Linked DNA regions of Homo sapiens: all the other regions are linked to region 1. Evidence: chromatin loops called from intact Hi-C (ENCODE). Cell type or tissue: endothelial cell of umbilical vein. All regions are shown on one strand.

What was found. Hi-C counts contacts between places; a loop is a spot of excess contacts. Peaks named below come from ENCODE experiments on the same cell type or tissue, not always from the same donor. Only the 100,000 strongest peaks of a DNase experiment are listed, where the experiment ranks them.
Region 2: a loop joins it to region 1, with 13 times the contacts of the local background. A loop is called at or near these places in 3 of 110 quality-filtered maps.
Region 3: a loop joins it to region 1, with 4 times the contacts of the local background. A loop is called at or near these places in 4 of 110 quality-filtered maps.
Region 4: it touches region 1 in a loop (6-fold over the local background); 2 of 110 quality-filtered maps call a loop at or near these places.
Region 5: a loop joins it to region 1, with 15 times the contacts of the local background. A loop is called at or near these places in 16 of 110 quality-filtered maps.
Region 6: a loop joins it to region 1, with 8 times the contacts of the local background. A loop is called at or near these places in 8 of 110 quality-filtered maps.
Region 7: it touches region 1 in a loop (4-fold over the local background); 31 of 110 quality-filtered maps call a loop at or near these places.

What each region holds. Positions count from the first base shown.
Region 1 is chr7:22,000,085-22,004,084 of GRCh38, forward strand. No RefSeq gene overlaps it. Among named protein-coding and RNA genes, the nearest start is that of CDCA7L, 56 kb to the left of the region's middle. In endothelial cell of umbilical vein, a CTCF peak has its summit at 1,521 (motif pointing left); a DNase peak (open chromatin) is centred at 1,407; H3K27ac peaks cover 628 bases.
Region 2 is chr7:21,688,023-21,692,022 of GRCh38, forward strand. DNAH11 (dynein axonemal heavy chain 11) reads left to right here. Exons shown (of 82, transcript NM_001277115.2): 35 at 2,743-2,859. Among named protein-coding and RNA genes, the nearest start is that of DNAH11, 150 kb to the left of the region's middle. In endothelial cell of umbilical vein, no CTCF peak of the experiment used is centred here; no DNase peak of the experiment used is centred here.
Region 3 is chr7:21,849,190-21,853,189 of GRCh38, forward strand. DNAH11 (dynein axonemal heavy chain 11) reads left to right here. Exons shown (of 82, transcript NM_001277115.2): 67 at 3,278-3,442. Among named protein-coding and RNA genes, the nearest start is that of CDCA7L, 95 kb to the right of the region's middle. In endothelial cell of umbilical vein, no CTCF peak of the experiment used is centred here; DNase peaks (open chromatin) are centred at 1,922 and 2,422; H3K27ac peaks cover 1,409 bases.
Region 4 is chr7:21,615,168-21,619,167 of GRCh38, forward strand. It overlaps DNAH11 (dynein axonemal heavy chain 11), which reads left to right. Exons shown (of 82, transcript NM_001277115.2): 21 at 1-105; 22 at 1,042-1,125; 23 at 2,452-2,610; 24 at 3,933-4,000. Among named protein-coding and RNA genes, the nearest start is that of DNAH11, 74 kb to the left of the region's middle. In endothelial cell of umbilical vein, no CTCF peak of the experiment used is centred here; a DNase peak (open chromatin) is centred at 2,114; H3K27ac peaks cover 1,785 bases.
Region 5 is chr7:20,775,806-20,779,805 of GRCh38, forward strand. No RefSeq gene overlaps it. Among named protein-coding and RNA genes, the nearest start is that of SP8, 9.1 kb to the right of the region's middle. RefSeq lists enhancers at 331-913, 914-1,494. In endothelial cell of umbilical vein, a CTCF peak has its summit at 2,356 (motif pointing right); no DNase peak of the experiment used is centred here; H3K4me3 peaks cover 477 bases; H3K27me3 peaks cover 3,670 bases.
Region 6 is chr7:21,506,179-21,510,178 of GRCh38, forward strand. All of the region lies in intron 5 of SP4 (Sp4 transcription factor), which reads left to right. Among named protein-coding and RNA genes, the nearest start is that of DNAH11, 35 kb to the right of the region's middle. In endothelial cell of umbilical vein, a CTCF peak has its summit at 1,657 (motif pointing left); a DNase peak (open chromatin) is centred at 1,633.
Region 7 is chr7:21,770,507-21,774,506 of GRCh38, forward strand. It overlaps DNAH11 (dynein axonemal heavy chain 11), which reads left to right. Exons shown (of 82, transcript NM_001277115.2): 56 at 3,260-3,493. Among named protein-coding and RNA genes, the nearest start is that of CDCA7L, 170 kb to the right of the region's middle. RefSeq lists enhancers at 1,246-1,878, 1,312-1,920. In endothelial cell of umbilical vein, no CTCF peak of the experiment used is centred here; no DNase peak of the experiment used is centred here.

The DNA.
Region 1 (4,000 bases):
AGTCCCCAGTCGCCCTCCTGGGCAAACATCATCCCTCCACCATCAATGCATGTGCTTAAGCAATAACCGTCATCTTCTTTACTAAAACAGGATTTTGTGGCCAGGCATGGTGTCTCATGCCTGTAATCCCAACACTTTGGGAGGCTAAGGCAAGAGGATCGCTCGAGCTCAGGAGGTTGAAGCTGCAGTGAGCTATGATTATGTCACTGCACTCCAGCCTGGGCGACAGAGTAAGACCCTATTTAAAACAAAACGAAACAAAAAACAACAGTATTTTGTTTCTGGTGAAGACAGCACTCTAGTATACATATATCACTTTAAGGTAGTTGCTGATGTCCACACTTCTTTAAGAAATGACATAGGGCCAGGCACGGTGGCTCACGCCTGTAATCCCAGCACTTTGGGAGGCCGAGGCGGGTGGATCACCTGAAGACAGGAGTTCAAGACCAGCCTGGCCAACATGACGAAACCCTGTCTCTACTAAAAATAACAGAAATTAGCCAGGCATGGTGGCCCCCGCCTGTAGTTCCAGCTACTCGGGAGGCTGAGGCAGGAGAATGGCTTGAACCTGGGAGGCAGAGGTTGCAGTGAGCCGAGATCGCACCACTGCACTCCAGCCTAGGTGACAGAGCGAGACTCTATCTCAAAAAAAAAAAAAAAAAAAAAAAGAAAGAAAGAAAGAAAGAAAAGAAAAGACACAGATCCCACCTCAAGGCTGGCAAAATTATCTTGCCTCAGTTTAAGGCAATGTTGGAAGATTGAATAAAAGCAGAAATTAATCGTGGGATAGTTTAATCCATCAATGTGATCCTATGGCAATACTGATTTTAGTATGAATCGCCACCATTTATTGGGGATCCATGCTGTGCAGGGCATGTCAGCAAGCTGTGTGTATGTAAACAGCTAATCCCTAGAGACACACATCTGGAACTTGCTGCTAGCTCCATTTGTCCCAGATGAGGAACCTGGGGCTTGGAGAAATCAGGGAATCAGCCCAGGGGGTGAGTGGAAAACCCAAGATGAGAACCCTTTAGGGTACAAAGCATCTGATCTTTCCACCACCCAGTTGTACTTTTTCAGATATAAAACAAAGGAAAACATTTAACAAAAAAGGGTGTCAATCCCTCACTTCGTACCTTTACCTCAGAGTAGTAATATAGGAAAAGAAATAAAAATACAGCTAAGGTTTCTGAGACCCTCTTTCTTTAAACCAAAGAGTTGTTAAACTTGGTGGTGGGCGGGGAGAGAGAGGGTTAACCCTCTCTGTTAATATCGTGGATAAAAACATCCGGCCTGAGAATTACCAAATACATACGTATTTAAATAGATAAAATAACTTTCCCATTAACACCATCCACATTGTACTACGGAAGAAAATACCGTTTTTATTATTCACCTCATTCCGGTGATTTGTCCATTGAGGGAGGGAGGGCTCTTCTAGAAAGACAGCAAAAATCTTTCTCTAGTCCTTCAGCCTCAATTGATTGGCTGTTTTTGTACAACCCTGCCATCTACTGGAGTAACTCAGAATTACAGGACACTCTAGAAATTTTCATATGGGCTAAAAATGTTAACATCTCAATTCTCAGTTAGTGATATGAACAGCCCTATTTTATTAATTAATATGTTATCATAGGGCAAGACATGGTCAATTCCTGGGTATGCACTGAAACCACATACCACATACCAGCCTACAAATGTTGCTGAAGGGTTTCATACCAGAGCAAATAGAAACAGACAAGCATCTATCAGTCCAAGTTTCTTTTTCTTTTGAAATAGAAAAAAAGGATCGCAAAGAATCTGCCCTTTGTAGAAGGATAAAAACATTTAGGGAAGCGGCAAAAGGAAAACATAATCACTGTAATTCTCCTGCTAAAATATAGCTATGCTTTGAAATTTCTTTGTGTTTTAATTATTTACAATGATGGAATCATATTACGCTTATTGTACTGTAAATGGATTTTTCTATTTAGTAACAGACATAATCATCATTGTTCCAAATGCTTTAGTCCTCACAGCTTAGGTCAATGTACATCACTATTTCACTTCAGTTTCATGTGGACAGTAGGGTCTCTACTTTTGTCTCTTTTGGGTGTTTATCCATTCAATCAACCCCCAGATACCTTCTATTAATAAAGCGGCAACGGAACAAGAAGCTCAATATTTTCCAACCTGCTAGGTTCCCCATCTTTCTAACTGTCCCTCACATGGAAGAGGGGGAGTGGGGTGGAGGCGAAGTTGAATCACAGAACAGAAAATAAATTAAAAGACCAGTTTCAAGAGGCATCTCTGCCCCCAAACCGCCAGTTCTTAGGGGTGCCTTAAATATTTGGACTCTGTAGTGACTAAACTGGAAAACACTAATCCCCATTTTAAGAGGAACAGGGAGATCACTGGAGTTATTTTCAATGCCTCTGCTTTTCACAGAAAACAATAATGTAAGCCATAAGCCATTAAATGATTGCCTCCAAAACTATTCTAAATTCTAAAAAGAGCAATACCATTACTAATTAAGTGTTATTAAAGGCAAGAATACTCAACATATGGGCTCAGTTTGTTAGCAGTGCTTTTTCTCTTCATGTACTTGCTTAACCCGGGAATAGTTTGTATGTGCCTATTTTGCAGAACCTGGAAGACAATTTTATTCTTAAAAGGATGCTAAAGGTTTATAGTTGTTTAATATCTTCTCCTTTGACACATTTTGGGTCATATTAATGATTTGCTTGATTCTGAGGCCTTGTTCAGGAATATAACCTGCAATTAGAACATCATTCCTATGGGAAAATATGCAACACTTGGCAATGATTTACCTCACAATGTGGTTTCCAGGAGACCATTATGGAAACAAAAAGCAGTATGTCTGTACTTGACTTTGTAATCCTGTGAGGACAAGCATGATCCTTCACATTACAGAAGGGAGATGAAGTCTCAGAGCTGGAGCGACTTTGCCTCATAAAAAGCAGAGTAGAGGCTGGCATCTCAGTCTTCCTTCCACAGTGCATTTTTCTGAAGTTATATTCTTGGCTTGGTCAAGGGTATGGACCTGGTGTCTGGGTTTGAGTCTAGGCTCTGTAATTTACTAACTATGCACAGGGCACGTTGCTAATCTCTCTTTATTCAATATCCTCGCCTGTAAAATGGGATGATGATCATCATGGCACATTATCTCATAGAGTTCTTAGGATGCTGAACAGATTAATAAAGCACTGGAGACAGTGCCTGGCAGATTTAAAAAAAAATCTTCAATAAATGTTTGCTACCGTTATCTACATGGCCAATGAAATTGTATGCTATTTATTGTAAGTTTCCCAAAACATCAGCAAAGGTATTAACACAATTTAGATGACACTAACAAAATCAGCTATTTCCATTTGATAGGTGCCTACTATATGCCAGACACATTACACACTTTATTTGTTGTTTTATCCCCATTTTAGAGATGGCAAATGGGAATCTCAGAGCAATTAATTAATTTTCCCAGGGTCGCACAGCCACCAAGCAGTAAAGCCCGACCTAAAATGCAGACTCCTCCATTGCTAAAGCCTGTGGGCATTCCATGCACTAAGCTAGATGACAAAACTATGTTAACCTTTTTGCATTACTTATCTGATGTGGCCTGCCAACAATTTCTTTTTAAACTACAATTTATTTTATTTATTTAATTAATTTTTTTTTTTTTTTTGAGACAGAGTGTCTCTCTGTCGTCCAGGCTGGAGTGCAGTGACATAATCTCAGCTCACTGCAACCTCCACCTCCCGGGTTGAAGCGATTCTCCTCCCTCAGCCTCCCGAGTAGCCAGGACTACAGGCACCCACCACCATGTCCTGCTAATTTTTGTATTTTTCGTAGAAATGGGGTTTCACCATGTTGGTCAGGCTGGTCTTGAACGCCTGACCTCAGGCGATCCTCTCACTTCAGCCTACCAAAATGCTGGGATTACAGGCGTGAGCCACTGCGCAGGGCCTACGACTCATTTTGAAATTTTTTGCTTTCTGAGTGT
Region 2 (4,000 bases), 310 kb before region 1:
CCGTGCTCCAGCCTAGGAGACAGAGCAAGACCCTTTCTCCAAAAAACCCAAAAGACTTCTAAGATGCTCATTCCATTGATCAGTTCTCAGTCCTCATCTTTCTTGACCTCTGGCAGCATCTGATGCAGTTGGTTATTCTCCACTGCATGATATACTTTCTTCACGTGGGTTGAGGACAACACCTCTCCTACATCTCTCTCCCCTCACAGCGCTTCATTGCTGGTTTCTTCTCATCTATAAAATGGGGGAAAGAAGAGTACCTGCCTTATAGACTACTGTGATGATTAAATGCAAAGTACCTGGAAAAATGCCTACCACATAGTAAGCACTATATCCGTGTTTCCTATTATGTTTTATTGTTATTATTTCCTGGCCAACCCAACTCACGTTAGGCATCACAGGCCCCAGTCTTTGGATTTACTTTCTCTATATTTTCTCCCCTTGTTGATTTCAACTAGTCCCAGGGCTTTAAAAAAACTCTCTCTATGCTGCTGACTACCAGATGCCCAGGCTTCCTCTCTCCTCATCTCTGGACTGACCTAAACAACTGCCTGGGGCATCCCAAGGCTCTACTGGAGGTCTCCCAGGCTTCTCATATTTAATATATCCAAAATAAAAATCTTAGTCCTTCCACCAACTCCTTCTTTGCTAGTTGTCTCATCCCAATAGGTTATACCTTCATGTTCTTGCAGTAACTTGGGCCAAGACCTTTCAAATTATGTTCGAAATCTAAATGCTTCTCAACACAATGCCACATTCCAAAAAGCAAAACACAGCTGGCACTTACGTTTGATGGCTTAATTTGAGAAATAAATTAGTATAGTATGCAGCACAATTCTGGTTCTCTTTGTAACATTTTTATCAACAGGGCAATCTTATTTATCTGGCCCACCTGTGCCCCCTTAGTTTTTAGAATATTTTTCTCAGCTAGCTTGTCCATAGGAACATTTTCAATGTCCCAAGGATTATCTAGCCTCTTGGACTGTTTACCTGTTGTAGAAGTTTCCAGGTTATCAGGAGATACATCTGGATATTTCTACATTCTAGAAAATCTCTCAGTCCTTCTGCCACGTGGGCCTTGGGTCCCAGTTTTTTGTGTTCAGGTGTCTGTTTCCTGACCTGTCCCATCTCTAAGGCCATGATAGAGAGGCTCAGTTATTTGTTCTTAGATCTCCAGCTATATTTTATCTAGCTTTTAGTCAAAATCTTTTTATTTGATGTAACCCAGATGTCATTTGAGGCCATCCTTTCTTATGGAGATTTATGTAACTGATCCATGTACTGATTTCTGAAAATTGCCGAGAATACTCCTTGGTAGTCTCCTCTTGTCTGAATGTCTGTAGGTCTGCTCTCTTCATCTTATTTTAGCCCATATGCAGACAGCTCTGCTCCTTCTTGACTTCATGAGCTTATTAAATTCTCTGTACACATGAAGATTTAAGAGATGGGACCATGCCTCAATTACAAAGCCTTCTAGTGCCTTGCCAGCTCTACCCTCTGGAGGTCCACACCTTTGACTGTGGCTGTCCCTCCTGTGTACAATGGGAGAAGAGGCAGTTATTCTGTGGCAAGAGCCACCGCTCTGCGTGTGAGCGGCCCTGCCAGCCTGTCTGCCTTCCCTAGCCTGACATTCTGGGAAATGAAGTTTTCTCCATTTTTATCTTGACTATACAAAATCCACCTGCTCCTAATTACCTAGTGTCTAAAGCACCCTTAGTCCTAAACACTGTGGTTTCTTTCTGTGTTTTCTCTTTCATGATGCAGACCCAGCTCCTTAACTGCTTCAGCCCTCCCCTCTCAGCAATGCAAGAGATCAGCCTTATATTTTGTCTCGTTTACCCTCATTTGAAAGTTTCCCTCTACCTGTCTCTCAATATGGCTCCCATAGCACATTACCATTCATTGCCCTGGCCAGCAGCAACCCACTTGGGTCCTCACAGATCTTTCTGAAAATCTTTCACTATTTCTCCAACGCAAATCTTTCACTGTTTCTCCAGTGCCTTTAAGTGACAGTAATAGCATTAGTCATAGCTAACATCTCTTGAGTATTTTCCATGTTCTAGGCATTATACTTTTACCCATTTATATTTATAATCCCTTTTAAATCCTTGCAGAATCCAATAAGGTTGGTAATATGATTATTATTTTTACTAGATGAGGGAATTGGAACATAGGATAATTAACTTGCCTAAAAGGGATATGCCTGGTATCTGAATACTCACAGTCTGGCTCCAGAGCTATTGTACCTCTCAGTGATATTTAATAGATTTTTCTTGAGTCAATGAAAGGTATGGAGGGAAAGAGGAAGAGAAGTTGAAGAAATAGACAAAACTTAAGACTGAGCAGGACGTCCCTTTCTCCTCTTAGTATGGGCATTCTCTGTCTATGCAGCATCCCATTCAAGGAATTGCAGCCCATGTTGAAGGTAAAAATGCCATCACCTCCTTCCATTAAATGTTAAAATAGTCAAGTCTTTATTTTTATATTCTAGGATACTAAGGCTATGCTAAAATAAAAAAGAATACTTCCCATTTTTATAATTCCTCCAGGAAAAGGGAGGGTATTTTTAATAAATATGCTTCAAAACATATTCAAAATATGTATGGGCTTATGAATTTTAAAGAAAATTACACAGAATAAACAGCTTCCTAATAATTTGCATTTTGCAGTGGTTTGCATTTGTCAATGTGCATTCATATTCAATGAACACATTTAATTTCATCAACATTCTTTTTATGGTAGATTTGTATTTCTTGGGGAAGCTATCACACTGAAGCCATCAGTTGGAATATTTATTACTATGAACCCGGGTTATGCTGGTCGAACCGAATTACCGGAAAATCTCAAAGCTCTTTTCAGGCAAGTGTTATGCTTTGTGGCTTAGCATCTGGTGCACTCATGCCACCTAATGTTGTTGGTTTGCACTGTTAAGTGGTTTGCTTTTACTTGAAAATTCCTAAGGAAAATCCTATATGATTTCCTTGGGCTCCTTTTATAGACAGAACTTTCACCATGATAAATTAACCCTTTTGAATTATAAAACCAGGACTCAAAATCAGTATTTAAAAGTTACGTGGTATATTTGCATATTTACTGTTAGCTATTTTGTAATGCATATTTTTATTATAAACATAATCTTTCATAATTTTTTTTTTCTTTTTTTTTTTTTAACAGTCAAAGTGCATTTTATTGCCAACAGAACACTTCAGGAGGAAATGCTAACACAAAGCCAAGGCGCTGGTGCTGGCTCATTTTTGCTCCTCCTGACCTTGGCCAGTATTTGGTAGCCTTTCCAGAGCACAGGGTGAAAGGCTAAAGGGCTAGGGCTGGGGTGGGGGGAGCAGGAGGGCATGGCAGCTGCTGGCTCTGTCCTCCCAGCCTGGTCCCACCCCTCCTGCCGCTCTCCTTGGGCTCAAGGGACACACATTCGTTCAAATCTGACGGGCAAAGCCAGGGCCTAGCCCACTCTAGCCGCAGGGTCCCCTCCCTGAGGGCCCTGGTCCAGAATCTTTCATAAATTATGAGCTGTTTGGAAAATATAGAAAAGAATAAAGAAAAAGTTACATCACCATCCAGAAATAATGATTGTTATGTTTTCTAGCCTCCTTTTATAATTTATATTTTGTGGGATTAAGATATTACAGTAGGCATGATTTTTCTTTAGTTCTCTTCATTTAATATTTTGACATATTTTATCATATTATTAAACAACCTTTAGAAATATCATTTTATGTAGCTCTAAAATAGTCCCTCTCATGCCTTGTTCATAAATTTCTTAACCATTCACTGTTGTCTGTTATGTAGGGTTTGTCTTTTCCTTTTTTTTATTATAATGAAGTAGCAGGCTGTAAACTTCTATTCACATGAAAAATTACTCTTATTTCAGAATAGATTTCTAAATGTAGAATTACTTAAGTGAATGATTAAAATCCCTATTGATGACCTGCTTTTCAAAAGTACTCTGCCAATGTATGCACTTAGCAGGAGTCTGTAAGAGAAC
Region 3 (4,000 bases), 150 kb before region 1:
TTCCATTTTCAAATAACACTACTGCCTCATTGGTAATGCAGTTATCTTTTAATAGACTATTCTCATTTCCTCCCTCTCATCCTTTATAACATTGCTGTCATTCATTTCGTTTATCCATAAGTTATAATCACTGACTGTATTGCTTTTATTACTGTTTTGAACAGACAGCTCAATTAATAAACTAACATATTTTATCTTCATTTACTCCTTCTCTAGTACTCTTTCATTCTTTACATAGATGTGAGTTTCTGACCTATATCATTTTTCTTGTCTATGAAGAAATTTCTTTTTAACATTTCTGGTAAGGCAGGTCTACTGACAACAAAATCCCTCAGTCTTCTTGGTCTAAGAAAGCTTTTATTACGCTTTACTTTTGAAGGATAATTTTATAAGATACAAAATTATTTGTTGATTGTTTTTTTCCTTAAACATTTTAAATATTTTACTCAACTCTCCTTTTTGCATAGTTTCTCAAGAGAAGTTCCATGTAATTGTTATCCTTGTTCCTTCATAGGTAAGGTAATTTATTTCCTGTGGACTCTTTCAAGATTTTGTCTTTGTCTTTGATATTATGCGGTTTGAATATGCAATGACTAAGAGTTGATTTTTTGGCATTTATCCTGCTTAATGTTCTATGGGTGTCCTGGATCTTTGGTTTGGTATCTTTCATTAATTTTGAAGAATTTTTAGCTACCATTATTTCCAATCTTTCTTCTGCTCATTTTTTTCTTTTTTCTCCTTGTAAGCATCTCACAGTTCTTGGATATTCTTTCCTTTTTAATTTTTATTCTTTTTTTTTTTCAAGTATCTAATGACATATGTCTAAGCATACTGATTCTTGTCACTGTGTCTAGTTTACTCATGAGCCCGTCAAAAACATTCTTCAGCCGGGCACGGTGGCTCACGCCTGTAATCCCAGCACTTTGGGAGGCCAAGGCAGGCGGATCACAAGGTCAGGAGATTGAGACCATCCTGGCTAACACGGTGAAACCCCATCTCTACTAAAAATACAAAAAATTAGCCAGGTGTGGTGGTGGGAGCCTGTAGTCCCAGCTACTCGGGAGGCTGAGGCAGGAGAATGGCGTGAACCCGGGAGGCGGAGCTTGCAGTGACCCGAGATGGCGCCACAGCGCTCCAGCCTGGGCGACAGAGGAGACTCTGTCTCAAAAAAAAAAAAAAAGAAAAAGAAAAAGAAAAAAAATTCTTCATTTTTGTTACGTTGTTTTTTATGTCTAGCATTTCCTTTTCATTCTTTGAGTTTCTATCTCTACTTACATTGCCCATGTGGTCTTGCATGGTGTTCACTTTTCCATTAAACCCGTTAGCACATTAAGTAGTTATTTTTAACTCCCAGTTTGATAATTCCAAAATTTCTGCCACATCTGAGTCTTGTCCTGAGGTTTGCGTTCTGTCTTCTTCTTTTTTTTTTTTTTTTTTTTTTTGCCTCTAAGTATACCTTGTACTTATTTGTTGAAAACCTTGAAAACCAGACATGATGTATTAGATAACTGTCACAAAAGTAAACAGAGGTTTAGTGTGAGGTTTTATGTTTCCAGGGCTAGGAGTTACGGCTGTGTCTCATGTTCATTTAGCTGCAGTTTTACCTGGTGTCCTTGTTTTTGTCTCCCTTGTTGTCCTTAGGTTTCCCTAAAAACTGATTTTTAAATAGAATCTGTGCTTTGCAAATCTCTCAGTTATAATCCACTGATATTATACTGGAGTCTGTCAATGTGTTGGTAAGGTATTATGGAGGGGAAGCATTCTTTTCTCTTATAATTACATCTCAGGGTTTTTTAGGAGCTGTGAATCACTGGGATGTGGCCTTCAGAAGAGTTACTCAGCCTTTTTTAAAGGACAGGAATTCTGCCTTCCCCAGTGATATGGTTTGGCTATGACATCACCCAAATCTCATCTTGAATTGTAGTTCCCATAATCCCCGTATGTTGTGGCAGGGACCCAGTGGGAGGTAACTGAATCACGGGATTGGTTTCCTCCATGCTGTTCTTGTGATAGTGAGTGAGTTCTCATAAGATCTGATGGTTTTATAAGGGGCTTTTCCCCCTTTGCTGGGCACTTCTCTCTGCTGCCGCCAAGGAAAGAAGGACATGTTTGCTTCCCTTCCACCATGATTGTAAGTTTCCTGATGCCTCCCCAGCTATACGGAACTATGAGTCAATTAAATCTCTTTTCTTTTTAAATTACCCAGTCTCAGGAAGTCCTTTATCGCACCTTGAGAGCAGATTAATACATCCAGGTCATATTAGGCACTGGCCAAGTAGTTTCCCTTGTGGGCAGGCTTTGGTTAAGGAGAACAGAAAGTTCTGGACATATTTAAAATGGTTACTTTCCCTCTGAGCTTATGTCATAATGGTTACTTTTCCCATCCTTAGCCCAGAGCTGGTGTAGATTTTATCTGACCTTCACTGTAAGAACCGGATGGCATTTCCTGGAGGTAAAACTCAAAGAAGTGTAGAGACTACGAAGACTGGGCCCCTCTGAAGTTTTAATTCAAGCTCTACTTGCATGTCAGTGTTCCCGAGAAGCTGTGATTCTCTGTGTTTGCCTGTTTTTAGGATGGCAATTTGTCCTGTGACCTCCGTTCTCTGATGTATGTAGGAAGAATTGTTGATGAGTTTTTTTCCTATTTTGAGAACGGAAATGAGACTTCTAAGCCTTTATATGTCTGAGCAGAAACCAGAAGTTTCTGATGTTTTCTTAAACAGATTCTTCCTGTGGTTCATGATGTTAAATTATTGTTAAGCGTTTATACTCTGCACCCTGGAGTGCAACTAGATCTTAACATACCTTCTGAAGTTTTTTAAAGAATTTCTAAAAATTGTGATTGGTATGATTTTAATGTTAAGGGTGTTTTATTATATACTGATTCCATGAAATTTGTGATTAAGGAAACTCTGGTTTAAAAACATTTACTTGTCCAGGCGCAGTGGCTCACGCCTGTAATGGCAGCACTTTGGGAGGCCTAGGTGGGTGGATCATTTGAGGTCAGGAGTTCGAGACCAGCTTGACCAACGTGGTGAAACCCCGTCTCTACTAAAATACAAAAAAAAATAGCTGGATGTGGTGGCAGGCACCTGTAATCTCAGCTACTCGGGAGGCTGAGGCAGGAGAATCGCTTTAACCCAGGAGGCACACGTCGCAGTGAGCCAAGATCATACCACTGTACTCCAGCCTGGGCGACAGAGCAAGACTTCCTCTAAAAAAAAAAAAAAAAAAGTACTTAACCACCATTTCCCACACTTTTCTTGGTTTTTATTAGTTGGTATTGACAAAGCACCAAAATGATTTTAAAATTGAGCTCAAGTATCTGGAAGACGATCTCCTTTTGCGCCTTTCTGCGGCAGAGGGAAGCTTTCTGGATGACACCAAACTGGTAGAGAGATTGGAGGCAACAAAGACCACCGTGGCAGAGATAGAGCACAAGGTAGGAAGGGCAGAGGGTGCCTGGCAGATTCTAATGCTCTGTTCGAATGAGACATGTGGGGTGGGCAGTGTGATCAGACTTGGTAATTCCTCTAAGAGGACCAGCGTGTGGAATTCAGGTGATTTAATAAGCTGCAGTTGGACTGTGTGGGATTGTAAATGGAGATGGAGATGGTTGAATGTGTGCTTCTCCTAATTCCATAGAGATGTCATTCAAATTAGACACTGTCCGGCTATTATTTTTCCTGGGTGACCAAATGTGAAGAAAAGCTGAGGCCTGCTGGCTTCTATGGCTGAAAATCTGAAAAGCCTTAGCATCCGGCTCTTCCAAACTCATATCCTACAGTTTCTCTGCAGGTTCTCCAAGCTGTTGGACATTTTAAAGAAATTCTTAGAGTGAAAGTTTTGTTTACAGGCCTGCCGTGGCAGGATACCGAGCAAAGGATAATCTCCTGCTGTACTCAAATGCACTATTCACCCCAGGAAAAATGACATTTCCTAAAAGCCAGTAGAAATTTTTATTAAATAGGCTTCCTGCTAATGTCCAACATGGGTCCCA
Region 4 (4,000 bases), 380 kb before region 1:
ACTCGTCTTTTTGAAGTGGCTCTTCCAGAGTACAAACAAATGAAACAGTGTCGCAAAGAAATAAAATTGCTCAAGGGACTGTGGGATGTCATTATTTATGTTCGAGTAAGATGTGCTTTTTCAAAACATGCTTTTTATTTAGTAGTTCTTTTACATATGCAGTTTGTGGAGCCTATATTATTCTATTTGGGTTTTATAATGTCTTGAAATATGTGGAAATTAGATCCTCACCCCAGCCCCAAATTAGAGTTCATGTATCTCTGTTAGTGGATGATTCTTCTTTGAATACCAGTTGTTTTTATTTTTAGTTCAGGATGAAACTTTGTTTAATAAGCTGACTGCCTCAAATCCTTTGGGGAGATTGTAAAGAATATAAATAAAATAAAAATTAATATATAAATATATATTACATGTGTAGTCATCTGTGCATACCAACTCATACATATTCCTATGCTTATACTTACATGCCTGGGCATACACAAACAGACCCTTCCTAAAAATAATTTGTATGTGGTTAATTAAGTTAAAAACTTAAGTGAAAAAGTAAGTTCTAGGGAATGAGGCATATTGCAACAAGCACTATAATCTTTTATGTTAGTTGAAAGCCATATAGAAATATATTAACAAAATATAAAATATGGTCAAGAAATGGTTGATGAGAGTTTTGTTTATAATGGTTGAAAATTGTCATGTGAAAGCTTATTTAGTTACATGTAGAATTATAAAAGTCTGTTATTTAATAATCTACTTATCAATTTATTCAAAGTACACAGGATTAAGTGATAATGATGGTATGTGTATGGAATTTATCATCGCTACTAGAAATTAATATATCATAATGTTTTAGCCTTTAGCTTGACGTGTTCTGACAACTTTTTTGTTTTGGTGATAGGGAAGTTTTGACAAGTGCAGTTAATATTTTAAAAATTGACTTTCCACTGGATGATAGAGTTACAGTGTATCATCAGTTTATATATTTTGCTGCAGAGACTTGCTTTCACCAAATGTTGTTGACACTTTTATCTGCTTTTGCGTTTTCAGAGAAGCATTGATAATTGGACTAAAACCCAGTGGAGACAGATTCATGTGGAACAGATGGATGTAGAACTCAGAAGGTTTGCCAAGGCGAGTTCCATAACTGTCTATTACAACAATTTATCTTTCTCAGCACCACCTCCTTCCATCTTCCCTAATCTAGTATCTGGTGTATTGGGCTGCATGTACTTATTTACTTCTAACAGAGTGATAGCAGACAGTGTTTTTTTCACCCTTAGCCAGTTGCACTTCTAATCAAGCCTGTCTTTCTGTGAGTGAGTTGATAGAAGCATATTAGGGTTAATGAATTTATGAGAAGCTACTCTAATTATGAGCTTCCTACAGCTTCCTAGAACAGAGAGGAACATTATCAGGGCCAAGGGGTCAGGCTTCTGAAAGCTTTTGATTTCTTTGCTTAGCAACCATAAACATTTTGTATCTGAAAAGGTACCTTTTGGCTCTGGAATTTGGGGCAACTAATAGGAGCATGCCACCTCTGGATTTATGCGGAATACTATGATCTTTGTTCTTATTAATGACTCTGGTATCCCAAGGGGGCTCAACATATACAGAACTGAGCCTATTGTAATTTGGTACTTATTGGAATTTGATGTCTATTCTGCATAGCCGTATGCCCTCTGAAGACAGAGCATCTTTGGATAAAGGCAAAATGCATATCAGTGAAAGGCAGTTAAAAGTGACAGGACCATTTGCTTTTTTTCCACCCCAGGGCTTCCTTGCCTCAGCTTCTACCCACTCTCGCCTGTATTTTCCCCCATATTATGCCAGTCCCAAAGACCCAAACTAAAATGTCCCTTCATTCTTTCGGATGTCATGGGGTCACATTGTCCTTTATTTCGTGCTAAGTTCTAGTTGTTTTCTTATGGGTTTTCTCATTCACAATTGCTGATGTTTTTCCTTGGGCTGAGAGGACCAGCCAAGTCAAAGGACCTATTTGGCATTTTAAGATGATGAAATATTTAGGTTTCAAGAAACAGGCACTCAAAGGTAATCAACATTCCAAGGCTGTTGTTTAAATGAGTCATGTATTCCGAAGGAGGTCTTAGTAATCTGATAACAGTCTGTTTCCATTTACTTATGTTTATAGAAGAAACATTCTTCATTGCACGTGTCCTGTGAACTCTGTTACTTACCTGTGTTTCCTCATGGGACATTCAGTTAGATCTTGTGAATGAGAAAGCAGTGTATACAAGTGGCTTGTACGGAGTGGGCTTGTAATGTACAAATGAGTGGATCCCTTTTCGTTTCTCTGGTTTTGCTCCTTGGTCTAGGAGTTCAAATGCTTTCACTCTTTTCTAATCCAGGAGTTGGGAAATATATGTCAAAGGAGGCAAATTATTAATATATACTGTGTTATATCTTGGGAGCTAGGTTTTTTCCTCCACTTTTCTTTAGGAAATTTGGTCACTCAACAAGGAAGTCCGCGTCTGGGATGCTTACACGGGCCTGGAAGGCACAGTTAAGGACATGACAGCCTCCCTGAGGGCCATCACAGAGTTACAGAGCCCTGCCCTCAGGGACAGGCATTGGCACCAGCTGATGAAAGCTATTGGGGTCAGTATCCTTGGTCTCACTAATGAACCTTTTTATGACTGTGAAGTGTTACTTCTTGGTTTGCATCATCTGAGATGAAGTGTAATTTATGAAAAGACCCCCCTCAGCATAGCCTCTACTTGCTGTGTTATGCCTTTTTGCTGTCTAGAAAAAGTCGCCTGATCCGACCAACAATTTAGAAAAAGGCACCCTCCTCCAGGCTGTCCCCAGGACAGCAGAGCGGAGGCTGGCTTCCATCTCCATTTGTCATCTGGGCTGGTGTCCACGTTCAGTACACAGATTGCACAACTAATCAGGGTGGCCCTATTACTCATCTCTCCTCATTCTTTCTCAAGGACAGACCTAGCTCCCTGGCTCCCAGCAACTCTGGAGTGAGGCCAAAGTTGACACAGAGATAGTCTGGCAAACTCATCTAGCTTTCTCAGGACTTTCCAGATTTTAGCACTGAAAGTATCACATCCCTGAAATCCACTTGCTAGAAACCCCTCAGTCCGGAGCAAATCAGGGCATTTGGTCCTCTTATGCAGAGGCGTGGATGGTGCTAAGGAATGTTAGAGGGTAGGGAGGGGCAGAGGGTGGCAGCTTCCAAGAAGCAGATTCTGGATATTCTTAGCAAAAGCCGGAAAGAAAATGGCTTTCCTGCAACCCATATGGCTGGCTCAACTCTTCACTTACAGGAGACATGAGTGAGTTTGGGTATGTCGAAGAGCTGAGGATGTCTCAAGGACCCAATATAGGGGAGGGAAGGAGAGTCAATGTGAGAGAAGGGGAGTCATTGTCACAAGACAATGTGGAAATGAGAATTATTTTTCACATGGTAAATATGAATAATGACACTGTAAGACTATTTTTTTTGCCAATGAACTGAGATTAAATTAGTGATAAAACTAGGTTAAATCACAGAAGCAGCTGGGAATTATGTTCAGTGAATAGGGTTCTTTAGGAAGAAAAGACAAATGAGCCACTACCTGATTCCTGGGATTTCAACCAAATTATAATAAATGAACAATGAGATTCTCTTTAAAAATGGGTTTTGTGGGCAAAGGAGATAAGAAACGTGCCGACAAGGGAAAGATGTGAAACAAAGAAAATAGTGTAGCACGGATGTGACTAAACTGTGGCCCTTGCTTCCGGCAGGTGACGCCTCAGGAATTGTGAGTTAAAAAGGAGTGTCTTAGATTCTCCACGTATTTCAAGACGAGAGATGTACTCAGCACCTGACTTGAGTATATTTTAGTTAAGATTCATTTCACCAGCCTTTAGGCAAAAGGAACCGTTCATATATGTGGAATATAAAGTCTAACTTTTTTTCCCCCAATCAGGTCAAGTTTTTAATAAATGAAGCCACAACTTTGGCAGATTTGTTAGCACTGCGGTTACACAGAGTGGA
Region 5 (4,000 bases), 1.2 Mb before region 1:
AATATAAATTGATATCTCCAAGAATTAAGTCCACATTTTCTAATAGGCAGGTGGCTATTTTGAGTGAAGCAGCCAAGGCATTTTGCCTTTTAACCTTCCTGCATGGAAAGTCAATTTCTCAACTGCAACTAGATACCTTCAGAACACTAATGATCAAATCTTATCCCTGCAGCAACTTCGGGTCCGGACTCTCCTCAGGAATCAAACCAAAAAGCACTATTTCACTAAAAGAAGTGAAGATAGTTGGCCAGACTAAATCCAGGTATTTGGACATAAATCTCAGGTGGCTCATCTGCCTTTTCCCAGGAAAATGCGGCCCCAGCTTTCATCAGTGTGTGCTTTGTCTTGATAGAAATGCATAATCATCAAAGCTAAGTATTTTTTTTACCTCAAATATAAGATCCTTTAGCACTGATTTTAAAAGTATTCGTAAACCACTTATAAACTACGAATGAAAAAATAAAGGACGACACAGATTTGTAGGGGCAAGAAAGGTGAGTAGGGAAGGACTAGATCATCTGCATCGAGATTTGAAAGACACTTGTGGCTTACTTGCAAAGCTTCTTTTAGCATTGAGCGTACGAGGGAAATTCTGTTCTTGATGACAGCGCAGTGGGAATTCCCACTCCAACAACCCATGAAATGTTACTGCATAATTATTCACCTTCTGAGGCCCATTACGACTTATCAGCAGAGAAAGAAATTTAATTTAAACTCACCCCTCTGTGCTAAAGAATGACTGGGACATGAGATCAAAGCGCGAAGCTCTGTCCTCCAGTGGTTTGCAACACCTAGGCACAATAGGGTGAGAGAACGCGGCATTCCAGCGCTTCCCAGCTTTCCGGACCCCGGAGAGAGGGGGTGGGGGTGTGGGCTCACATCGCCGGCTGGCTTGAGGGAGGAGAGTGGTGGCGGCTCCGGAGGTGGACGTGTCAATTATATCCTGGAGCTCCGGGAAGCCAGATTGCTTCTACCGGCGGCTGCAGGGGCTTGCAAGCGAAGATAGGCGGCCCTCCTTCCTTCCCCACTGTGGGGGATTGGGGTCAGTGGAGCCCGTGGATTTAGCCACGAGGGGACATGACTGGAGCCCTGTCACGCGCAGGTGTGCGTCTCCGAGAGCTCTTTCAATATAAGTGCGGGAGAAGATTTATGCTGCAGCCTCATCACAGGATGCCTTAAATGCATGTACATAGTGCGTATCTAACCACCCATAAAAGCCAAGTTTAATCCTTGGCATGTCTCGAGAATACAAAGTGGAACCCACAGATCCGAACCTGTGCGATGACTTCCAAGACCAGAAGGCCTAAGACCTAGAGGCGCCTAAAAGAGTCAGGGGGTGGGGCTGGGGAAAGGTTTACCAGGAGCCAGCTCCTTTCCTCAGGCAGCCCGGGGAGAGGCAGGTACATTCTCCAAATAAAGACCTTTAAGCGGAGCATGACGCTCTTCTCCGAAGGGTTGATCTATCTTGATCTCCTTTCAGATGTCACCAGAATAGGGACCTTCAGAATGTTGGTAGCAGTCCCCAAAGACCCAGAGGCCCAGAGTCGGGAGAGAAGAGCATTGGGAAGGAAGCCCATGAGAGGTTGTTGGGTTTTGGGTGCAATGCAGTAGAGTTCTGTTCAACAGGTTCAGTGATTCTACATCTGTGTCCATCCACCTATCTATCCATCACTTTTTCTGTTAGTCCCAGGGTAGCTAAACTTTTTTGATATCCTGAAACTAAAAAGCGCAGAGTTTTCACAGCCAGTCACACTTAATTGCGCCTTCTTTATGATAACAGTGTGGGGAAATGTGGGCAAGTTCCTTCACTCGTCGAGTCTGCCAACCCCATGATAAAATGACAAGAATAAATCTTGCCACCTATGGAGGACGCTGCACTTTGACGTCGCTGGGGAGAGGAGGCGGGTGCGAGTGAACACAAAGCAGTTTGGCCAAGAAAAGAGCACAGGAGGTGAAGAAAGGCAGGCAGTCGTGGGCCAGGACAGAGAGAAAGCTGAACAAGTTCAGGAAGAAGAATCTGAGTCTGTCCACGCCGCAGCAGCCTCCGGTGGCACGGGCAGAAAGATCAAGCGCGGCACCCCGTGACAGGATGGGACAGATTCCCCGGGCTCCGAGGCCCTAGGATGGCGCAGGGCAGCGGGCTGGTGCGGGAAAACTACAGAGCAAGCGAGGGAGGGAAGCGAAGGCAGGGGAATCCCTCACCCCGTCCGGCCCGAGTGTCTTTTGAGAGCCCACAGGCGAGCGGGGCGGGGGGAGGCTCCCCGCGCATTCCCACCGTGGGTTTGCCCAAGGTCAGAGGCCCGGGACTGGCGGGGCGGGTCTGGCCGGCATTGCCCGCGCTGAGCGCGCTGCAGAACGGGAGCAGGGCACAGGGTGGCGCTCGCTGTCCGTGCAGCGGGCGGAGGCGGCCGCGGTGCCTTTGTGTGCGGTGGGCGCGGCGATGGGCTGCTCCGGCCCGCAGCCCGAGGGGAGCGGCGGGCCCGGGCCGGGGCCAGGGCTCGCGGGGAGACCCCAGACCACCACCTCACTCTTCGCTGCTACGTGCAAGCGGACCGTGCGGATCGCCAGTTCGGAACCCTCCCCGGGAGGGCCCCGGGGTCTTTCTCAATGTACTGGGCACTTCGAGGAGCTGGGAAGAGGAAAGCGGAGGGTAGCGTTTAGAAAGGGAGGGAAATCCTCCCAGGCTCAAAACCTCTCGCAGAATTCATTCGAAAAGAGAACGAAGGGAACTTTGGGCAGGCCGGACCTCGGCTCAGCGCCCTGCGAGAGAAGCAGAGGTCGCTGCCAGCGTTTCCTCCCGCGCAGCAAGAAATTGGTGCCTGAGAAGCAAAGTTGAGGAATGGGCTTTTTAAAAGCGGCAGCCCCAGGCCGGGCGCGGTGGCTCACGCCGGTAATCCCAGCACTTTAAGAGGCCGAGGCTGGCGGATCACCTGAAGTCAGGAGTTCGAGACCAGGCCAACATGGTGAAACCGGTCTCTACTGAAAATGCACAATTAGCCGGGCGTGGTGGCGGTCGCCTGTAATCCCAGCTACAGGGGAGGCTGAGGCAGGAGAATCGCTTGAACCCGGAAGGCGGAGGTTGCAGTGAGCCGAAATTGCGCTGTTGCACTCCAGCCTAGACAAGAGCGAAACTCCATCTCAAAAAAAAAAAAAAAAAAAAAAAGCAACATTTCCGGTAGATGGACTTTCAAAAACGGTACTAGAATACCAGGAAAAAGCGACAGCTTGTAGCGGGGCTTTATTCCGAGTTCTAGGTCACCTCAAGCCCTCCCCGCTGTCCCTAGAGCTCTCCCACTGTTCGTTAGGAACCAAAGCAAAATGTATAAGGCTGCTTTCCTCACCGCCAAGAGACTCCGCAGAAAATTAAATTAAATTAAACATGCGCCGAGGGACTAGGGAAAAATAGATCCCCCCTCCCCGCCGCTGCAGCAAATCAACATTTCTGCTCACAGGGAGAGCAGCGAATCTAAAGACATGGCCACTGACGCGCATCCCCTTAAACCGCAGCGGCTAGGGTCCAGGATGGCAAGGAATTAGCGGCTTTCCTTTAATCCGGAAGCAGGGAATAAACAGGGAGAAAATTCTGAATCTTATTTTTAAAATAACATCAACTATTTATATTGAGCAGTCTTCAAAAGATGCCACCCAAAACCAAAGCCCTGACTTTAAAATGGGTACAGCATTACTATATTTCGATTCCTTACTTTAACACCATTTTCTTGAAATACAGGCACAGAATTGATCTTCTGCGCCATTTTTTAAAAAGGAGGGAGATTGGGAGGGAGAGAAGGAGGAAGAAAGGAAGGAAGGAAGCAACTGCAGAAACCATACTTTTAAAAAGAGAGAGAAGGATAAAGATGTTGGTAATATCTGGGTTTTTCTTAGGAGTGTAAAGAGAAATAATGCCTGTTTGGACAGAAGCAGCAAAAATCAGTAGTAAAATGAACAACCACAGTTTATTCAAAATACCTGCATCAAATCAATCCCTTTTTGAGGCTGT
Region 6 (4,000 bases), 490 kb before region 1:
TTTACCCCTGATACTTTCAATTTTTCCTTAGAGAGTTCTGTAGCCCTTGGTTGGTGAATTAGGGAGGAGTGAGCTGCCCCAGTATCAACCAAAAATGTCACTTCTCCCTCAGGTCCCACCTTCAAATTTATTAAGGGTTCCTGGTGGGATCTACTCAGAAGGTGCTCCTGCCCCCGACTAGTCTTCATCAATAGTCATGAGGGGTATCACCTTTTCTTTTTTCCATTTAGGACATCCTCTCTTCAAATGCCCTGTCTTTCCACACTTGTAACATCCACTCATAGTCTTAGGACCTTTTCCCTGCATTTCCCTTCTTTCTTTGTGTTGAAATCTATAATTCCCTTGTCTCCTAAGTGGGGGATCTTGATGTAAGTCTTTTCTGACTACCTCTTCCACAGTGGAAACCATGATTTTTGCTTTTTGTTTCTGCTTCTCTTCCTTTCTCCTTACAAAGACCCTCTGAGTTTGCCTCAGTAAATCCTCAGTTGGTTTCTCTTTCCATCCATCAATCTTTTGTAATTTTTTGGTAATGTCAGGCCAGCTCTTAATTACAAAGTTAACCTTCAAAAGGCATTGCCCTACTGGGTCCTCTAGATCTAATCCGGAGCATTTTCTCATCTGATCTCTGAGCCTATATAGGAATGCAGAAGGAGTTTCCTCTTTTTCTTGTTGAATCGTGAATGTGTCCTATGTCCTACGAGTGGACTCCTTGATCCCTTTAATTATTAGTTCCTGGAGATCCTACATTTGGGCGCAGTCCCTGGGATCATTATTATCCCATTCAGGATTAACATTTGGAAATTTTTGTTTGGCTGGTGAGACTTCTTGCCTGGGAGGGTGTTGCCTCTCCCAGATGGTCATGTCCACTCTCCTGATCATTCCCCTTTCTCTTCCTATGAATAGGATATTCTTGATGGACATCATTTCAGCCCAGGTGTAAGAGCTGTATCCTAGGAATTGGTCCAGATGGTCTGCTAAACCGAGTGGATCTTCTAGGAGTGGTTTCATTTTTTTCCTGAAATTCCTAATTTCAATACTTGCAAGAGGAGCATTTACAAAGCCAGTCTCTCCCTGTCCCATGGGAACTCCCCTAAGAGGGAACATGCTAGGTGCCTGCTGTGTGGAAGGAATAGGGAAGTTCTCAATATCCCTCTTACAGTGTTCTTTTCTTAAATTTGGATAAGGATTTAGAGGAGCAGTTGGTTTGGCTCCGCCATGGTGTCCAGGTCTTTCCTCCTCTAACCCTCCTGCTGCCCCTTGATTTTCCTGTCCCCTATTTTGTGAGATGTATGGAGGGGCATGGATGATAGGGTCCCAGGGCTTTTCCCTGGGTGAGGGATTTTTACTAGGCTCTTTTTCTTCTTCTTTAAGTGGGAATATGGGGCTAATTCCTTGATCCAGCAGAGAGCATAACCTGTCTCTTGTGAGGTTGGGGTTTTATTATTCACATAGAGAATTAAAGCTTGGCACACCTAATTTTTATCTGAGCCAAACTTAGGCCATAGGACTATGCTGGTAAATGTCAGAGGGAGTCTCTTTGGCTCCCTCTTTCCCTTGTCCCCTAGGCCTAGAATTTCTGTTTCCCATTTTTGGTCAGTCTGTGTCTGAGCTTTTCCCTGTGTTCTCAGCACCCCCTACTGGAGGTTTCTTGCACACCCATGGAATCACTTCATCCATTCTCTGGCCATTCTTTGTCCATTCTCCTCACGGGAGAACGGAACCATGGATTGGGACTCTGCACTTGCTTCATATCTAGGGTACATCTCAGTCACACACACTCAACCTCTGAAAATGCCCAACCACCAAGACAGTACTTACAGTCCAATTTTCCTCCCTTGGCTTCTGCACGAGGTTGCCTGGTTGCTGCAGTGCCTGCTTTTCTCCCTGTGTCGCCTCTGCTGCCTCCTGAATAACAGTCTCAGGTTTGTCTGTGGCTTCTGTGGGGAGCCAGGATGCCCGGACAGAGTGGGCCACCCAAATCGGGTGGGACACCTCTGCCCTCTCGGCTGGAGTCCCACTCCATGCAGGCACAGAGATCCCAGACAGGCCCCCAGGTTTGTGAGAAACACAGATTCACCTGTCCAAACCCAAAGAATGGACTTGGAGACACAAACAATGGAAGCGAGACTTTTAATGGTGGTCTTGCAAGATGGAGTGTCTGGTAGGCAGGCACACCCGGGGCAGTTACAGCAGGTAATTTATTTCCTAGCATCCAAATCTCACTGCAACCTCCACCCCGCCTGGTTCAAGCGATTCTCCTGCCTCAGCCTCCCAAGTAGCTGGGATTACAGGCGTGCATCACCACGCCCAGCTACTTTTTTTGTATTTTTAGTAGAGACAGGGTTTCACCATGTTGGCCAGGCTGGTCTCAAACTCCTGACCTCAGGGTCCACCCACCTCAGCCTCCTAAAGTGCTGGGATTACAGGTGTGAGCCACCGCGCCCAGCCTAAATACAGTTTGTTTGTTTTTTTAAGTAGGCCACTGCCTCCACCTTTGTACAGAGAAATCCCAGGTTCCTCCTGTCAGAACCTAGCTAGACCCTGGAATAAGATACCAAGACCAGGCTTGCCAACTGTGGCTTGGCATAGAGTTTGTGTTTGACCTGGGGTCAGGGCCTTGTCTACACACTTTTTTTTTTTTTTTTTTTTTTTGAGACAAGGCCGTGCTCTGTCATCCAGGCTAGAGTGCAGTGGCTCACTGTAGCCTCAACATTTGCATTACATGTTGATTTATATAATTAATGGATGGTGTTGCTTATTATCGATTGATTGTGAATCTGGCCACGACAAATTTATTCTAATTGTTTATTTTCTCAGATTATTTATGTAAATAGTAATAACTGTAAATAATAATCTATTTCAATTTTTTTCTTCCAGTGATTGTACCTCAGTTCATTTTACTGTCTTATATGTTGGCTTCGTCAGAATGTTTCATATTATGTTGAAAATAGTAATGATATATATAATAGCATTCTTATCTTGTTCCTGATGTATAAAGTAATAGTTCAGAAGTTTCTCCATTAATTATATGTAGGGGTATAGCAGGTAAAAGAAATAAATTTTTATTCCTGGTTTGCCAAGAGCTCTTATCAAAATGTGTTAAATTTTATCACACTGTTTTTATGCTTCTGTTGACCTTTTTTTTCTCTCCTTTAACTTTATGGAATCTTAAGTCATACAAAGTATTTTATTTTTGTGTAGTCAGATTTGTCTATTCTCTCTTTTATAGTTTCTAAATAACCTGTTGTACTTTTTAAAGTACCTTCAAACTCTAGGTTATAGAAATATTTTCCTTTTTTTTTAATACTTGGTTTTAAATCTTTGTAGCATGTATCTTGGTGTGTGGTATGACATGGAGGTGCATCTTCTTTGTGTTACTTCAGATGGATGTTTAATACAATATTGTATTGAGTGCAGTGCTCCTGTAAGTTTTAATATTTGTTTGTAACAATAATAAGGAAGACTAATGGTTTTTTCAAAGTTTACTCAAAAGTAAAAGCACACACGTAAAGAAAAAGAGAATGTAAAGAAAAAGAGAGAATATCTGACGTGGACCAACTTGAGCCTATAGATTTTTTTTATTGGTAAGTCAAAAGCAGGGCCAAGAAAAGAAATTATCCAAATTGAATTTTCTCATTATATTAGTCTGTTTTCATGCTGCTGATAAAGACATACCTAGACTGGGCAATTTACAAAAGAAAGAGGTTTAATTGGACTTACAGTTCCACATGGCTGGGGAGGCCTCACAATCATGGTGGAGGGCAAAGAGGAGCAAATCACATCTCGTGTGGATGGTGGCAGGCAAAGAGAGAATAAGGAAGACACAAAAGCAGAAATCCCTGATAAAACTATCGTATCTTGTGAGGCTTATTCTCAAGAACAGTATGGGGAACCCACCCCCATTATTCAGTTATCTCCCACTGGGTCCCTCCCACAACATGTGGGAATTATGGGAGCACAATTCAAGATGAGATTTGGATGAGGACACAGAGCCAAACCC
Region 7 (4,000 bases), 230 kb before region 1:
GCTGTGAATTTGCACTGCTTACCACCTCTCATCACCAGCCTCATGAGGAGGGACCAGTAGTTTCCCCTGGGATGGAGGCCCAAGAGTAAATAATGCCGCTGGTAAGGGGTACATCTGCAGTTTGACACCAGAGCCCATAGTCTTAAATCCTTCTTTTGACTATTGCATGAATGTTTGACTATTGGGAAAGCAGTAAAAGAAGAAAGGAAACAGAATTTTTAAAGGAGCAATTTTGTGGGCAGGAAGAAGTACAGGAGGGTATGCAGTATCTTACCAGATTTTTCAGAACTGGAAATCTAGCCCAGGTCCTAGGATTCAAACCCTTTGTCCCTGGCTCCCTCCGGAATCTTCTTCTCAGAGCAAAACAGCACTATGAAGAGCTTAGGACAAGTGTTAAAATGCAACACTGCCCATTTTATGCATTGTAAGTTTTCTTTCTTTAATAAGCCACCATGCAACCACAAATATCTTATTAATATATTCTTCTACCAGCCCTAAAAGGAGCAAAAAGATCAAATAGATTGTGTAGCACATCAGTTTGACATATTTAAAATTTAACACAGAAATAATTTCTGAGAAAAATGTTCAAGACTTACTGTAGGTATATGGCATTTAATGTGACAAAATTGTCCCAAGTTACACTTCAAAAAGAGAGAAAATAGATTCTTTCACCTGCCCCTTTCTCTTTTGCCCTTCCTCCCTCCCTCCCTTGAATACAGTGCTCTTGAAAGCCCAAATTTAGTATTACAGACCAATGTAGTCATCTTTGCTGGTCTTGGGAAGGTATAAAATCCTAAACTGATTTAGTGCTGACCTCTGGGTATTGGTTTATATTCAACTCTGCTGTTTGTCATTTTCAAGAGGAATATACTGGGCACTTGCTTGAAGTGCCAGGTGGCTGGAGTACTTGGTGTGGCAGAGACTACTCCTGCCCGAGAACTGTCACACCAAATAGCAGAGATCTGTTTATGTTTTTGTGTTGACAGTGAGCCAACTGAGAGAGTAGAAATTAAACACGTTTTCTTAATGTGAGGGAAAGCAGTTTCATCTTTGCATTTGATTATGCGTTGGAGACAGCATCGTTTTCCAGAGCATCTTAGTGGGGAAACCTTGAGTTTATAACCATTCGATACTGGCACTCTGCTTATTTTTATTTTTGCCATCATCATGATTAGCTGCTAAATGACTATAAGTGGTTATCAACTGGTTTTTATTAAGAGGCCAAATCTAGCAGGAATGATATTCTCCCCTCACGTCTCTCAAAGTGAAAAATACAGCATTGCGTAGCCCTCGCTGCGGCAGCACCAGCAGCAACTCCTCTCAATTCTCCCCCAACGCCCCCCACAAAAAAAAATAATAAAATAAAATAACTGGAGATAAATGAATGGCAGAATAAATAATTTATGCTAATGAAATTACTGCAATTAGTAGTTCTACAATGACCCTTTTAAAAGCCACAGCTGTTAATGTCAGGAAGTGCTGTCACTACTGACCTTATCATAAGAGAAAGTGACAAATTGAGAATGCAGGGAAGACCAGTCATCAAAGAGGTCTGTTCTGGAACGATTAGAGTTTTCTGAAAAACAGTGTGAATTACAACCAGCTGCTCCCTGGCTCAGCGAGTCTCCCATGCTGTGCCATTTTGTTAAGCCTGATAACAATAGTTATTTTGCCCCATTGAGACAAGTTGTCTCAGGCCACTTTCAGCTCTACCGGAAACCACTTCTTCCATCCCCGATTTACAAATGAAACTGTTGTTAAAGAGAGCTTTCAGCGCCTCCAAGGAGCCTCCTCATAAGGATCATGGTTGGGCAGAGGCCAGAGTGTTTTTTTTTTTTCTTCTTTCTTTCTTTTTTTTTTTCCCTTCCTGTAAGGAGGTTACACTTGGCTGAGGAATTATTTATCTATATTGTAGAAAGGTATGTGTGTACCTTTAGTTCCCATTAAAACAAGACAGGACAGGAGTAAATTCCTGCACATGTCTGTATTGAAGTCAAGCTCTTGTAAAAATAAAGTCTCCAAAGGATTATGATTTATATGAAGTTTATATAAACTTCTTCATAAATTTTATTTTTCTGAGTTCACTGTTTGGAAATATATTTGTATCTGGGGTCCACTAGAAACCAAGAATATTTGGAATTTATATCACGTTATTTTTAACTTTTGTTTTAGTAATACATTATTTCAGTTACTAGTGAGATGGATTTTTAATACGCAGCACAATGCAATATGTGGGTATTCCAAACCCACTCGGGAATTTGTCGTGATGTTGGAAAGTTGATTGTTTAAAGACATTGTTCAGGAGCAGTTGTTTTTCACCAAGAATTGGCTGGTCTCTCTTCACACCTCTGCTTGTAATATTAATGGTGCAGGTTTGAAATGTTTGACTGCATCACCAGCCACGTGTGTGCAATTTTCCCAAAGACGTCTGAGCATTATTGACAACACTTTGGTAAATTATGTGTGACTTTCCTAAGAGTTGGTGTAGCTCATTTAATTCATATTAATTGATTTGTAGGCTTCCCTTGATTAACTGAACCTGGTTCATCTTGTACAGAATGCAATAAATAATCATTAAAATGAGGGAGATGTGACTCTGCAAATTAAAAAGTTAACTACTTCAGAAGTCATAGAGGACAAAATGGAAAGAATGTATAGTGGGGGGTCTTCCAGTAACTCATTGAAGGAGAGTTGCTCTTTTTGTGGGTTTTCTTTCCCAAATATGAATAGAAATGATCATGATATTTTTCTCCCAGAAGCAGTGACATTTATACCCTACTATCCAGTTTGTTTTTACATGAGTTCTCATAAAACTGTGAGTTTCTAAGTTTTGGCTTTTTTTTTTTTTTCAGTGACTTTGCAGGGTTATTGCTTCTCTTTGTCTAAAGCTTAGTTTGAAAGCAATGGCAGAAATATTTCTCAGGATATTGTGTCTGTTTCTCCACCTTCTCTTTCACACACTCGGTAGATAAAAATCAAGTTGTGAAGATCTGTATATGCTGGCTTTTGTATTTGGTATGTGGAGCACATAAAAACCCTTTGTCCTACTTGGCAAGAAGAAGGTTACTCAAGCTGAATGCTTTATTGTAATCTCCCAAATCCTGTGGATAGCGCTTAAAGATTAAATAAGTTTTCGTAGGTTATACTATCATTTTTTTTTCTGACTTTTAGAAAAAAAATGATCATTTACTTGATTTTTTTTAAGTTGTATTTTTAATTTGAGAGGATTTCACATGAACTGTAATGTTTGTGTTTTCAGCCAGTGCACAAAGACTCTATTAGCCTTTTCATGGCACATGTTCACACCACTGTAAATGAAATGAGTACCAGATATTACCAGAATGAGAGAAGACACAACTATACCACCCCAAAGAGTTTTCTAGAACAAATATCACTGTTTAAGAACCTGTTGAAGAAGAAGCAAAATGAGGTATCCGAGAAAAAAGAACGCCTGGTGAACGGCATCCAAAAGCTAAAAACCACAGCCTCTCAGGTATGACCAGGATGTGTTATTACTGAGTAATATTTATGCTGTTTAACAGAAAAATATATTTCCTTTTGAAGCACTACTAAATCCATTTCTATAAGATGCCAGCTGGTGAAATTTACAGTTTCATGACACCAAGAATACACTGCTACTGCTTTCAAAAGCCTACAATGGGATTGGCCGACTCACAGCTGGATTAGGGTGAAACGTTCTCTTCCTGGCCTGACTCAGTGTAAGGTAGTGTGGGATATTGAAGGGAGCAGACACAGCGGATTGCCTCTCTTGTCTCTGACTTCTTCAGTGCACGGTACTTGTCGTCAAGGTTCTTATCATCCTAGGATGGACCAGTATCTTTTTTGGTCTCAGATTCTCAACCTCCAGTGAGGGCATCATTTTCTGGCTAATGACTGTGGCGAGATCCCAAGGTAGAGCTGTTCCTCCCTTAGTGACTTGTCTGCTCCTCTTACACATCTGTGTCCTCAGTCCTGAGGCCCCTGCTCCCTCGAAGGGCGA